Linked DNA regions of Homo sapiens: regions 2 and 3 are each linked to region 1. The links are chromatin contacts, found by Hi-C or POLR2A ChIA-PET in ENCODE. All regions are on one chromosome and are shown on one strand. The core of a region is the stretch at or near the end of the contact, and the rest is flanking DNA. Distances in the headings are between cores, read along the strand shown. Region 1 holds the start of NCK1 (NCK adaptor protein 1). Region 2 holds the start of RYK (receptor like tyrosine kinase). Region 3 holds the start of MRPS22 (mitochondrial ribosomal protein S22).

What was found. Hi-C counts contacts between places; a loop is a spot of excess contacts on that map. ChIA-PET counts read pairs that join two places held with the same protein, here RNA polymerase II (POLR2A). Pooled maps may share reads with other maps.
Region 2: a map of naive thymus-derived CD4-positive, alpha-beta T cell shows a loop between it and region 1 (12-fold over the local background). The contact joins the promoter of RYK here to the promoter of NCK1 in region 1. A Hi-C loop is called at or near these places in 2 of 168 maps with a recorded cell type or tissue (heart right ventricle and naive thymus-derived CD4-positive, alpha-beta T cell) and 5 of 50 pooled maps.
Region 3: a loop to region 1 is called in a map of B cell, with 28 times the contacts of the local background. The contact joins the promoter of MRPS22 here to the promoter of NCK1 in region 1. A Hi-C loop is called at or near these places in 1 of 168 maps with a recorded cell type or tissue (B cell) and 4 of 50 pooled maps. POLR2A ChIA-PET finds 5 or more read pairs at or near these places in 1 of 52 experiments (T-cell).

What each region holds. Positions count from the first base shown.
Region 1 is chr3:136,860,143-136,864,177 of GRCh38, forward strand. NCK1 (NCK adaptor protein 1) reads left to right here and starts at 2,066. Exons shown (of 4, transcript NM_001291999.2): 1 at 2,066-2,211. NCK1-DT (NCK1 divergent transcript) reads right to left here and starts at 1,921. Exons shown (of 3, transcript NR_110177.1): 1 at 1,605-1,921. RefSeq lists enhancers at 995-1,044, 1,605-1,664, 2,725-2,804, 2,815-2,934 and a silencer at 2,025-2,084.
Region 2 is chr3:134,248,965-134,252,999 of GRCh38, forward strand. RYK (receptor like tyrosine kinase) reads right to left here and starts at 1,895. Exons shown (of 15, transcript NM_002958.4): 1 at 1,459-1,895. The coding sequence starts at 1,690. RefSeq lists an enhancer at 1,136-1,914 and a silencer at 1,250-2,069.
Region 3 is chr3:139,341,937-139,345,971 of GRCh38, forward strand. It overlaps MRPS22 (mitochondrial ribosomal protein S22), which reads left to right and starts at 2,084. Exons shown (of 8, transcript NM_020191.4): 1 at 2,084-2,262. The coding sequence starts at 2,091. RefSeq lists enhancers at 2,142-2,231, 2,191-2,485, 2,462-2,561, 2,572-2,691.

The DNA.
Region 1 (4,035 bases), core at 816-3,315:
TATTGGAACATAACCCCTTTGTAAGTTAAGGAACATTTATATAGTCACATTAGGAGTGAGGGCTTCAGTATGAATTTTTGGGGGGGATGCAATTCAGTCCATACCAGTCATGATAAAATATGCAGTTATTTAAACCCTTAGAATAAACTCAAAATTCACCGCCATTATTCACTTTGGATGCTAATAACAGAATGTAGACATAGAGTAGCTGTTGCCCAGTTTCATGGTCTACTTGTCCCAGTCAACCTGAGGATAGTACAGCATAAATAGGTAAATTTGTGCTTGACCTTGTGATCCTACATATGGCAGGCTGTCTTAGTCCCTTTAGTGTTGCTAGAAAGGAATACCCAAAGCTGGATAATTTAGAAATAGAAAAGGTTTTTCGGCTTATGGTTCTGATGTCTGGAAAAGTTCAAGACTGAGCATCTGCATCTGATGGTAGCCTAAGACTGCTTCTACTCATGCCAGAAGGCAAAGGAGAGCTGGTGTGTGCAGAGATTACATGGCCAGAGAGGACGCAAAAGAAGAAAGGAAGTGCGACGTTCTTTTTAACCAGCTCTGGTGGAAATAAAGAGAACTCATTTACCCTCTCCCCAGGGAGGACATTAATCTATTCCTGAAGGAACCACCTCCATGACCCAACACTGCCCATTAGTCCCCACCTCCAACATTGGGGATCAAATTTCAACAGGAGGTTTAGGGGAACAAACATCTAAATTACAGCACAGGCCAACCACATGCATGCATTACCAATCACGTAAATAATTTTGAAGTTAAATGCAGAAAACTGCAAACTTTTGAGGCTGATATCCAGGGCCAGGATTAAAATAAAAAGTATTAATGCCTTAAACAGTATTTACTGACCATCTACCCTACTGCAAGGCCCTAGGGAGAAACTGAACAGACATGGTTACTGATTCAACGGAGTTTACAATCTAGGTAGACATACAGGCAAACCATTTCAATAGCTCGGATGGAGAAAACACCTGTGCTCCAAGGAAGGTACCTAACTGAGCAAGCTTCCCTGAGGAGCGATCCTAAACTGTGCCACAAAGATGGTTAAGAAGAGATGAGGCGGCTGGGCGTGGTGGCTCACGCCTGTAATCCCAGCACTTTGGGAGGCCGAGGCTGGCGAATCACGAGGTCAAGAGATCGAGACCATCCTGGTGAAACCCCGTCACTGCTAAAAATACAAAAACATTAGCTGGGCGTGGTGGTACATGCCTGTAATCCCAGCTACTCGGGAGGCTGAGGCAGGAGAATAGCTTGAACCCGGAGGCGGAGGTTGCAGTGAGCCGAGATCGTGCCACTGCACTCCACCCTGGCGACAGAGCGAAACTCGTTTCAAAAAAAAAAAAAAAAGAGGCAGGTTACGGCGCGGGGGCGGGGAAGGGGGCCTGCAGCACCGGCGAGGGGAAGAACCAACTTACTGATGCCTCAGCCAGTGGCTGGAGCCCTAAGAATGGACAGACCTGGCTCCGAAGGTCCTCTTCATAACACTACTGCCGCCAAGAATGTAAGCTGCCCAAGCACGAGGACACTTTTAGAGGGCCCTCAGACTCAGCTTCTTTTGGTCTGTGCCTCAAATTAAGCACATGTCTTACATTTCTCCCAGGTCCCAATTTTCAGGTCTGCTTTTCTTTGTTTTTCTTTGTCGCTCCCCGCTCCTAAGAACCTTCGGCTGGGATGACATTCTTCAGGTGCAGAAACCAGGGGGAAGCTCCCAGAGCAGTGGGGGCTGAACTCAGGACACAGTCATTTTTGCTGTTAAGTCTCTCCTGCGGCGCTGAGGAGGCAGGCTCAAAGTAACCAACCAGAGCAGCCGCAGAGGGAAAAGCTAAGACAGTTCTGGTCCGGCCCAGCGCTTCTCACCCTCTAGCTCTCTACTCTCCGCCGCGCAGCCTCCGCTCCCTCCACATCAGGCACGGCGCTTGATTGACATGAGGGCCCGCCCAATCCCAGTGCGGCAGAGACCGTTGTCGCGTCAGGGACCGGGGAAGGGGGCGACTGAACCTATCAGATTGGGTCCAGAGTGGGTTTCCTGCCCGCGCGGATCCGCCTGCCCACCGCGCGTGCCCCGCCTCTCTCCCAAGAGCTACGCGGCGGCGGCGGAGCGCAGGCCTCGTGCCGTTACGGCCATCACGGCGGCCGCAGTGGCGTCCTGGAGCCCTCCTCAGGTGAGCTGGAGCTGCCCGGCTCGGCAGCGGGAAGGTGAGACGGCCTTGTTGGCAGGCAGACACACACACACCCCCCTTCAGTCCGCTGTCCGTCCATACAGCCTGTTACTCGCTGCGTCGCTTCCTCTTCTCGCGCTGAGTTAGCCCCGGGGGCGCCGTCTGCAGGCTCGGAGCCGAGCCGGAGGGGGCGCGGAGGCTGCTCGGAGGGTCCAGACTTCTGCACCGGGATTCCGCGAGACCCTCGGGCCGTTGCCCCAGGGAGCGTGACCCCGCGGCCTCCTTGTCAGCCCCTGGAGCGCTGTGTCGGGCTGAGAGCCCGGGCGGCCGCCCGTGCGAGCCTGGGAGGTCGAGTGTGCGGCGCGCTGGTTGACTTGTCTGTTTTCTCATGAAAAAGTCCTTTTGCCAGCTGTGGCGTAATCCGAGGCCGGGAAGGTAGGGACGTGGTAGGAGGAAGGGCGCTCTCACCTCCAGCCCGAGAGGAGGGGAGGCGTCAGCCTGCGCGGTGCTGCGGGTGGACATCTTCGGGACGCGCCCTCTCCCCTCCCCCCACCCACCGGCCGTTTTCTAGTCTGGGGCTGTGACTTTAATGGTCTGGACCTGCTTCAGATTCGTACGCGAGTTGCTGGGGCTGTGAACTTTTGACTTGAGTTGTAATATGTTTGGTAAAACAAAAAACCATTTCGATAGGTTTTGTAACCTTTCTTCTGTATTAACATACAAGTTAAATTCGCCGTTAGAAGCTCAGGAAGCTGGGTTTTGTTCAGGGGTGAGGACGTAACCGTAGGAACGCTCTCGGTGTCAAACTGATGGACCCGGAGTCACCTGAAAATAATTATGCACGTTAGATTAGGTAAGAAGCCCTAGAAATTAGGAAAGAATTAGGTTAAAGAGAATTTCCTAACTCCTCTTTGGGTAGGGAGCAAAGCAGCTCAATGTCCTCCCAAAACGGGTGTTGCCAAAAGGTACTCATTTTTAAAATTTTACTTTGATAGACGTATGACAAACCAACTATAACGATTTCTTCAGCACCTGGAAACCAGTGTGCCTAGACTCTCAGCCTTCGGCGAGGTCACACAGTAAACGGAGAAATAACCTAAGAAGAAAGTTTTGTTTGGTAATTGTCAATAATATTCGTTCTTTTCTTTTTAAAACACTTAATTTTCTTGTGGGGGGTGGAGTCTGTGATATTCTTAAATAGGCATCCCATTCACAACTTGATAGTAATATGCACTGGTTGATAAATGGTGCTTTCTTTTCATCTTGACCACAAACTCTGAGACTTCTTTGGGAAAATTGTGATCTGTGGAAATTGGCTGTAATATCCATAAACATAGTTTGCAGAGTGTTCACATCTACTCAGCTGTTGGCTCATGTATTAAATTTTAAAATGTGTACTTATTTTTCTAGGCATTATCTTTTGTCCAGGTTTTGACAGTGCTTTCAGGTCCATCTAAATAAAATTTGAAACCTACGTGTAATGTTTTGTTCGATACTGAGGGAGTCCAGGCGGGGTAGCTCAAACCTGTAATCCCAGCACTTTGGGAGGCTGAGGCGGGCGGATCACGAGGTCAGGAGATTGAAACCACCCTAGCAGACACGGTGAAACCCCGTCTCTACTAAAAATACAAAAAAGTAGCCGGGCGTGGTGGCGGGCGCCTATAGTCCCAGCTACTCGGGAGGCTGAGGCAGGAGAATGGCGTGAACCCGGGAGGCGGAGCTTGCAGTGAGCCGAGATCGCGCCACTGCACTCCAGCCTGGGCGACAGAGCGAGACTCCGTCTCAAAAAAATAAATAAAATGTGTATTTATTTTTCTAGGCATTATCCTTTGTCCAGGTTTCTGCAGTGCTTTCAGGTCCA
Region 2 (4,035 bases), core at 645-3,144, 2.6 Mb before region 1:
TCCCTGGTTGTCTTCTGTCTCCTACCTACACCTCTGACTTTGTTTACCCATGTAAACAAAGTCACAAGCTATATAAGTGCTTTTAACCAAAAAGCCTTTACAAAACCATGCATAATACGTTAATATTTCTAAAATTAATGTGATATGAGTCGTCTTGTATTATTTTTCCTAAATCTTAGTCTTGTGTTCCAAGTACTACCCCAAGTAGAGTTTTAATTCAGCTAAACTACATTCAGCTAACTCAGCTAGACTAAGAAGGATTAAGAATGAGCACGACTTCATAAAAAGAGCATTCTTCTTTGGCTAAAAACTGCAAATCCGTACATGTAATGTCTAAAGAGTCTGCTTTCAGTAATTCCATTTCTACACTGAGTCAATCTCAACACACCTCAACAAAGTCTTATTACTTAAAAAAAAATAGAATACTGACAAATAATGGATGCAATAGAGAATAATTTTTCCCCTCAAACACTCAGAAGCACCACCTTCAGATGAAATAAAGATACTGCCATAATAACAAAAGAATGCAAACGTCTAGGTACCAAGGACTTCCTTTTTGGGGGGTCGTTCCTGTCAGATCTTCCTCTAAGGGGTCATTTCCAGAATCCACAAAGTCCTAACATAAGACCCCAGCAATTTTTCAAATTAATTCCCCAAACAACAAAGCTAAGCAAGTAAATGGAACCACAAACCGACCCAAGACTAAGTTCTTGTTTCCCTTCAAGATACTCAAAAGTAGGAGAGTGGCCCAGAAGTACAGAGTCAGTCCAAACTCCCAACACACCCAATGCAAAAACCAAAAAGGTATTGAAACTAAAAAGGTCTGCTACCTGGCGATTCATTCACTAAAAATATGCTTAGAATCTAAGCATATGCTCCAAATCTACGTCCCAAGAGTTGGAGGCTGCCACGAACATTTGGTGCCCTTATAACCTCCCCTTCTTTCTCTCTCGTTTTTTTTTTTTTTTTTTTTTTTTTTGTAAAAGGGTAAGCACAGAGCGTGGCCTCTACTGGAGCATCAAAACCACAGCAAAGGGTTTGCAAGTTCAGTCTAAAACGTGAATTTCGAGATATTCAAAATCGAGGGCCCTAGAGTGACACACATAGAAAGCGTCAAAAAAACTTCGTGCAGCAAGGAAAAAAAGTTGTAAGGGTGACTGACTCTTCTAGGGAGAAGGGCTAAGGAGGCAGTGAGGAGGATGGGATGGGGTGAATCTGGGTCTATCGCGGCGGGGCAGCGAGGGCGGCACGAAGGCTGACCCAGAGCTGGGGACCGGGCAGGGACCACACCTCCCAGCCAGCACGGCAGGCAGAGACCGGGCCGCGAGGCGAATCCGGGCGCGGGGGGCGGGGAGGGTACTCGCCCGAGGTCCACGGCTCGCAGACTGATCCGCCGGCGGCCGGAAGCTGCCCCAGCCGGCCCGACCTGCCCGCCCCGGCCTCGGCGGCCCCACTCACCGATCAGCCGGCGCACCTCGTCCTCGCTCAGGTAGAGACTCACGCTGGGCCCCGCGGAAGCCGACTGCAGCTCCGGGGGCCGCGGGGCGGGGGCGGCGGCAGCGCCAGGCGCGGGCAGCAGCGGCAACAGCGCAAGCAGAAGCAGCAGCGGCGGCGGCGGCGGGGCCCTCAGGCCGCGGGCCCCCGGGAGGCAACTCCGGCCCGGCCGCCCCAGCCGCGCCGCCCCACGCATGGCCGCCGCCGCCGCCGCCGAAGAGGAGCGTCGGCCGCCCGCCGCACCGCCGCCCACCCCCGGCCCCGAGCCGCTCACAGCCCCGAGCCGGGGGCGGCTGCCCAGCTCATCGCACCGCCGGCCCGTGGCAGCCAGCAGTGGCTTCAGACCTCCGGAGCGCGCCGCCGCCGCCGCCTCCTCGCTGCATCGTCCGGAGTTGGGGGCTGCCCGCGGGACGCGCCCGTGCGCGCCGCCGCCTCCCCGGGAGCGCGCACGCACCTTTCGCTCTGGGCGGGCCGGCCTGGGCAACGCGCTGGGGTTTTAAAGTGCCTCGGCGGGCGAAGGGCTCGGGTCACCCTCTCCGCAAGAGCCGGTCCCCGCCCCACGCGGTCACTGCGTCTAATGTTTGCTTGTCTATTGTCTGTAACCCTCCTTTCCCGACGGACGGGCCAGGCTGGAGCCACCGGCCGCGCCTGCAGCTCAGTGGGCGCCCCAGGTCCCCGGAAACGCCTGGATGCGGCCGTTCTGGTTGCGAAAAAGCAGCATGCTTTCCTGTTTAGTGGGAAAACTCAAATAAATAGAAATCATCCTTTATCTTACCATCGGTGATCAACTTTATCGTTTCCGTATCTATTATTAGAATTTATACTACATATATTTGTTTTCCAGAAAGATCTTAGCACGCTTTACTAACCCTATTTTTACGTTACAAAATTTTATTTATTTTTATATTTTTATTTATTTATTTTGAGACGAAGTCTTGCTCCGTCACCCAAGCTGGAGTGCACTGGCACGATCTCGGCTCACTGCAACCTCTGCCTCCTAGGTTCAAGCCATTCTCCTGCCTCAGCCTCCCGAGTAGCTGGGATTACAGGCGCCCGCAACCATGCCCGACTAATTTTTTTGTATTTTTAGTAGAGACGGGGTTTCACCATGTTGGCCGGGTTGGTCTCGAACTCCTGACCTCACGTGATCAACTGACCTCGGCCTCCCAAAGTGCTGGGATTACAGGTGTAAGCCACCGCGCCCTGCCAAATTGTTATTTTTTTTATAATCGTTCTGCATCACTATAATCAACCTGCCTTTGGGGTTGTTAATCTGTGGTCCATACCAGGCTTCGACAGCCTTCCAATAATATGAAACTGTGTGCAAAAGTGTATGTGTCTCCGTGCGTATTTGTGTCCACGTCCATGTTTCTGTGTGTTGTGTGTATGCTTGATTGCACACAGAGAGGTGGTATGTCATCATTTGTTCTAGGGAGTCCTTGTGCCCTCAAAGAGGTTAAGAACTGCAGATAGACCTCGTGTACTTAAAGGCGGTGGAGCCAGCCAGTGCATGGACTTCCGGGCCTCCTGATGTATTTTTGTGAGCCGCCCACCATCGCGGTCAAACTTGCACCAGTGCCCCCTCTCTTGGTGAGGCTCCAAGGGCCCCTGCCCTGTCCTGGGACACCTCGTCCCTGCGGACAGGCCCCCGTCCTGACCCCAAGGCTCTCGCGGGGCCGTGCCTCGGGGAGCAGCTGCTCTGACAGCTAGGCCTGGCTTCGGGGCACAGTTGCTCCATCGCAGTGAGGCCCTGGGAAGCGGTTATTTTTATCCTCAGGGAAGGGTAGGGAAAAGGAGAGGCTGATAAGGAGGGAAGTGCTGGAACTTGATTTTCTCCCTCCCTAGCAAGATACACGGATTCCATTTAGAGATAGGCTGGCCTCAATTTGTCAAGCTTCAGCGCCTCAGCACAAAATCTTACACCCTTCATCCTGCCGGAGGAGGCTGAGAAGAGGAAGAGGGGAGGAAAAGTGCTCCATCAGAGAAGGCTTTTAAGCCACAAAAGTCAGCAAAAATACTTCTGTTGGGACAGCCACTGCTACCAGGGTTCTGCCAGGAAGGGCTGGAGGCTCAAAACATGTTGTGTGAACAGGAATCTCAATTCAGATGGGAAGCATTTTTTTAAAGGATGGCATATTCTTTGCACTTTTAAAAAAGCTCACAGTCCTCAAAGAATGAAACTCCTAGCTTCTCGAGGTTCTTTAATTACTAGGTCTTGTCAGTGACTTCTTCAGGCGGCCTATGATGTAAACAGCAGAGAGCTCCCACTCAGGCCTGGCTGGGTTCTGGTACTTGTTAATCCTGTGGTCTTGGGAAAATTAAACTCTCCAAGCCTTGGTTCTCTCATTCATAAAAATCCCGGGATAATGCCCGACTCCCAGGGCTTTTACAGGATTTAATTGGAGAGGGATACAAGTAAAACATCTAGGCAGACGCTGGGTAGGTGTCACACCTGTTGTTATTGTAATTACAAGGAATCCTTTCCCTTTAATGACCACTTCCTGTGAAAGTTTCATCACCAGTTACCTCCAAACAGTTCAA
Region 3 (4,035 bases), core at 834-3,333, 2.5 Mb after region 1:
CATTGCTGAAAAAGGCTGCTTCAGCCCAAACCCTAAATACTTAGTTATTCACTTCAAGCTTCCACCGTCGACTATTCTATGTCTCATAGTTTGAATTATTGAGAAAAAATCTGCTTGGTGCCTGGTCATCTGGGGTAGGCTGAAGAATGCCCCCATACTTCCTCCCAAGTATAACTGCACTCTAATCCATGGAACTTGTGGATGTTACCTTATATGGAAACATGGTCTTTGCAGATGTGATTAAGTTAAAGATTTTAAAATGGGGATTATCTTGGATTATCAGGGTGGGTCAGTGATTATGCAATCACATACATCCTTATAAGAAGAAAACAGAGGAAGATTTGGCACAAATAGAAGAAGAGAAGCTGATGTGAAGATGGAGGCAGAGATTGAAATGATGCAGCCACAGGCAAAGGAATGTTTACAGTCATCAGAAACTGGAAGAGACAAGGGGCAGATTCTTCTCCAGAGATAGACTCTAAGGGGAGCAGAGCTCCCTTGATTTCAGCTCAGTAATACTGATTTCAGATTTCTCATGCGGAATTGTGAAAGAATACATTTTTGTTATTTTAAACCATAATATTTGTGGTAGTTTGTTATAGCAGCCACAGGAAACTAATGCTAATACAGCAGCCAATGGATTCATTCATCCTGCACTAAGTGTCCAATCAGCTGTGTCCAGGAGGATGTTTACAGGAAAAACATAGCCACTGAGGCCTGCTCCCTCAGCTATGGGAAGAAAGTAGAGGGTTCATTTTCAGAGAAAAGGCATGGGCTGGGAGACACCTGCATTCATCCTGCCACTAGTCTCTGACACCTGCTATCATGTAGGTGTAAGCATTGGGAAGTGCAGGGCAGCAGACTTGCCTAAATAGGCACCAAGCCTAGTGCTCTCCCTTCCCCTCCCAAATAGGGAATGAGTTCATAAACAGCACTGTTAATATTAATGCTAAGTTGGGGGAAAATAGCTGAGGCTGGAAGGTGAGTCTATTCATCCAGCTAAGTCAAACAAGAGTTTACTAACACCCTGTTTTCCCAGGCCTTGGGATAAGTGCTTAGCACAGGCACCAATCTATAGTCTAGAGAAGGATAAGACCTGCACATCCTGGATAGCTGGAAAAAATGTAAAGAATCATTTAATCATTCATTCATTTATTCAACAAAAGTTTGCTGTGCACGTAGATGTACTAGGCTAGGTGATATTGCAATAAAATATGTAGAGTCACTGTGTTCATGGGGTGAGAAAAAGAAATAAGCAGATAAAGAGCAAAATAACAGATTATAAAATGGGCTATAAAGGAAAGGAATAAGTGTTGAGACAGAGAATCAGGTGTATGAATTGGCAGTGGCAGTGGTGGTGGTGGTAATCAGGGCTTGGAGTCAGGAGTTAGATTTAGGGTGCATGTGAGCAGTGTGGATGGAGAAATTTAAGAAGTAGTTGGATTTAAACCTGAGGATGGGGGAGAAGGTTTGGGCAGGAAGTGGAATACATAAATTATGTATTTATTTGAGACAAGAGTCTCACTCTGTCACCCAGGCTAGAGTGTTTGTTTGTTTGTTTATTTGAGATGGAGTCTTGCTTTGTTGCTCAGGCTGGAGTGCAATGGCACGATCTTGGCTCAATGCAACCTTTGCCTCCTCGGTTCAAGCGATTCTCCTGGTACAGGCGCCCGCCACCATGCTTGGCTAATTTTTATATTTTTAGTAGAGACGGGGGTTTCACCATGTTGGCCAGGCTAATCTCGAACTCCTGACCTCAGGTGATCCGCCCGCCTTGGCCTCCCAGACTGCTGGGATTACAGGCGTGAGCCACGGCGCCTGGCCGGAAATTTGTTATTTAGAACGATGGAAACGGGTAGGAAAAAGAGCATATAGGGAAAAAGGTGTAAGTTTTAACTTTATGCATAGGGAAGGACATAAACACCGTCTACTTGTGAATAAGTAGTTTAGAAGAAACAATCTATAAGGGCCCGGAAGACTTCCGGCCCTTTCCGCCTTTAACTAGACTACATTTCCCAGAGTGCTGCAAGAACTGGGTGTGACTCGGAATCCCTCCCAACCACTTCCGGCGCAAGTGGCTTCTGATAATCATGGCGCCCCTCGGAACAACTGTATTGCTGTGGAGCCTCTTGAGGAGTTCTCCGGGCGTGGAACGGGTCTGTTTCCGGGCTCGAATCCAGCCCTGGCACGGTGGCCTGCTCCAACCGCTACCTTGCTCTTTCGAGATGGGGCTGCCACGCCGCCGGTTCAGCTCCGAGGCCGGTAAGTGACCTTCCGGACTTTCGCTGGGGCGTTCTTCTGGGAGACGTAGATCCTGTTTCTGGCAGGCGAAAACCACGCGATAGCCCCCGCGACACGTATCCTAGCGCTTCCTCAGATTCAGCTGTCTTCCTTCTGTACCTGTAGAGTTTGTCATCACCTGCATATCTGTTCATTCGTTCACTCACTCAACTACAGTGCCTGAGTTCCGCTCCGTGCAGAGCACTGTGCTAAGCTCTGTGGGATATGGCAAACTAAGACTGACACAGACATTTCCCTGTGGGAACTCATGTCCATGGGGAATTGGCAGTGCAGTGTGACCCGGGTTGTTATAGGGGACGCACACAGGAGAGGCACTCAAACTAGGTTGGAAGGTCAGGGAAGGGTTCCTGGCAAATATGACCAAAGCTGAGATCTGGTTAGCCATGCTAAGGAGAAAGCAAGAAGCTTCTCAAGCATAGGGGACAGTAGCAGATGTCCAGAAATGAGACTGAGCACAGATATTTGGGAACCCATTTTGGAGGTAGGATTGATAAGGCTTGATTAAGGCTTTGGATATGAGTTTAAAGGGACAAATTAAGATTGTTTCTTAAGTTTTTGATTGGAATAGAGGGTTGTCCCATTTACACCAAGATGAAGAAGATTAATTAATTGTTGGAACCGTTATTTTGGGGGCGGGGGTAGTGCAGGAGTAGATGAGATCAGGAGATGGGAAAGGAGGCGGAATTAAACCTATTTGGGACACATTAAATTTGAGGTGACTTTAAGAGTCAACTGTTTAGTATGGAGTTAAATATAAAGTGAGGAACATCGGAGTAAAAATGGTAACTAAAGGTGAGTGAATGGGTGAGACTGAGGAGAGAGTAGTGCTGAGCACTTGCTGTGTGCTGGATACCCTGAGGAACCCTGGGTGCCAGAGATGAGTATAAGACAAGGTCTGGTCTTCATAGAGCACATCACTTAGTGAGAGACATAGTGTAGGTAAGCAGACCACCTTAACTTTTTTTCTAAATGAGGTTGGAAGCCATTCGTGAATTTTAAGCTTGGGAGTAATCTTGATTACATTTTAAAGAGATTACTCTGGTTGCTCTGTGGAGAATGATCTGTAGTGGGGCCAGAATGGAGAAAGGGAGGCTGATGCAAGAGATGAGGATAGCCTTGACTAGAGTAGTGGCAGTGGGAAATGGAGGATTAAAATGAGATTTATGAAGGCAAACAATCAGTATGTTCTCTGCCAGTGGTGTTTTTTTTTTTGTTTTTTTTTTTTTTTTGTAAAATTGGGATAATCTTCGTGTTTACCTCATGGGTTGTTGTGAGTATTAAATGGGCTGAATGTGTAAAGTACTTAGCTCAGTCAGTATTGGCATGTAGTAAATAGCTAATAAATGGTAGCTCTTATAATTACTGTTATTATTACTACAGCTATTTGATTACTGTTGTTGTTATTACTACTGCTATTGGCTAGATCTGGAGGATCAGGGAGAATTTAGGAATGGCTGTAAGATTTCTGGCCTGTATGGCCTACTGGATGATGCTGAGATAGGGAACAGAAAATGCAGGTTTGAGACAAGGGAAAGTTGATGGGTTCTGACTTGGCAGTATTCAAGTACATGAGAGAGGTTGAGTAATTGGATGGAAGGTGATCTTGGCAGGAGATTCAGATTTTAGAGTTTCTGGCATATAAAGGTAATTGAAGTCGTGGCAGGATAGGAGAAATCATCGAGTAAGAATCTGAGAAGGGAGAAAAGGACATCGTTCAGAATCTGTAGGGATACC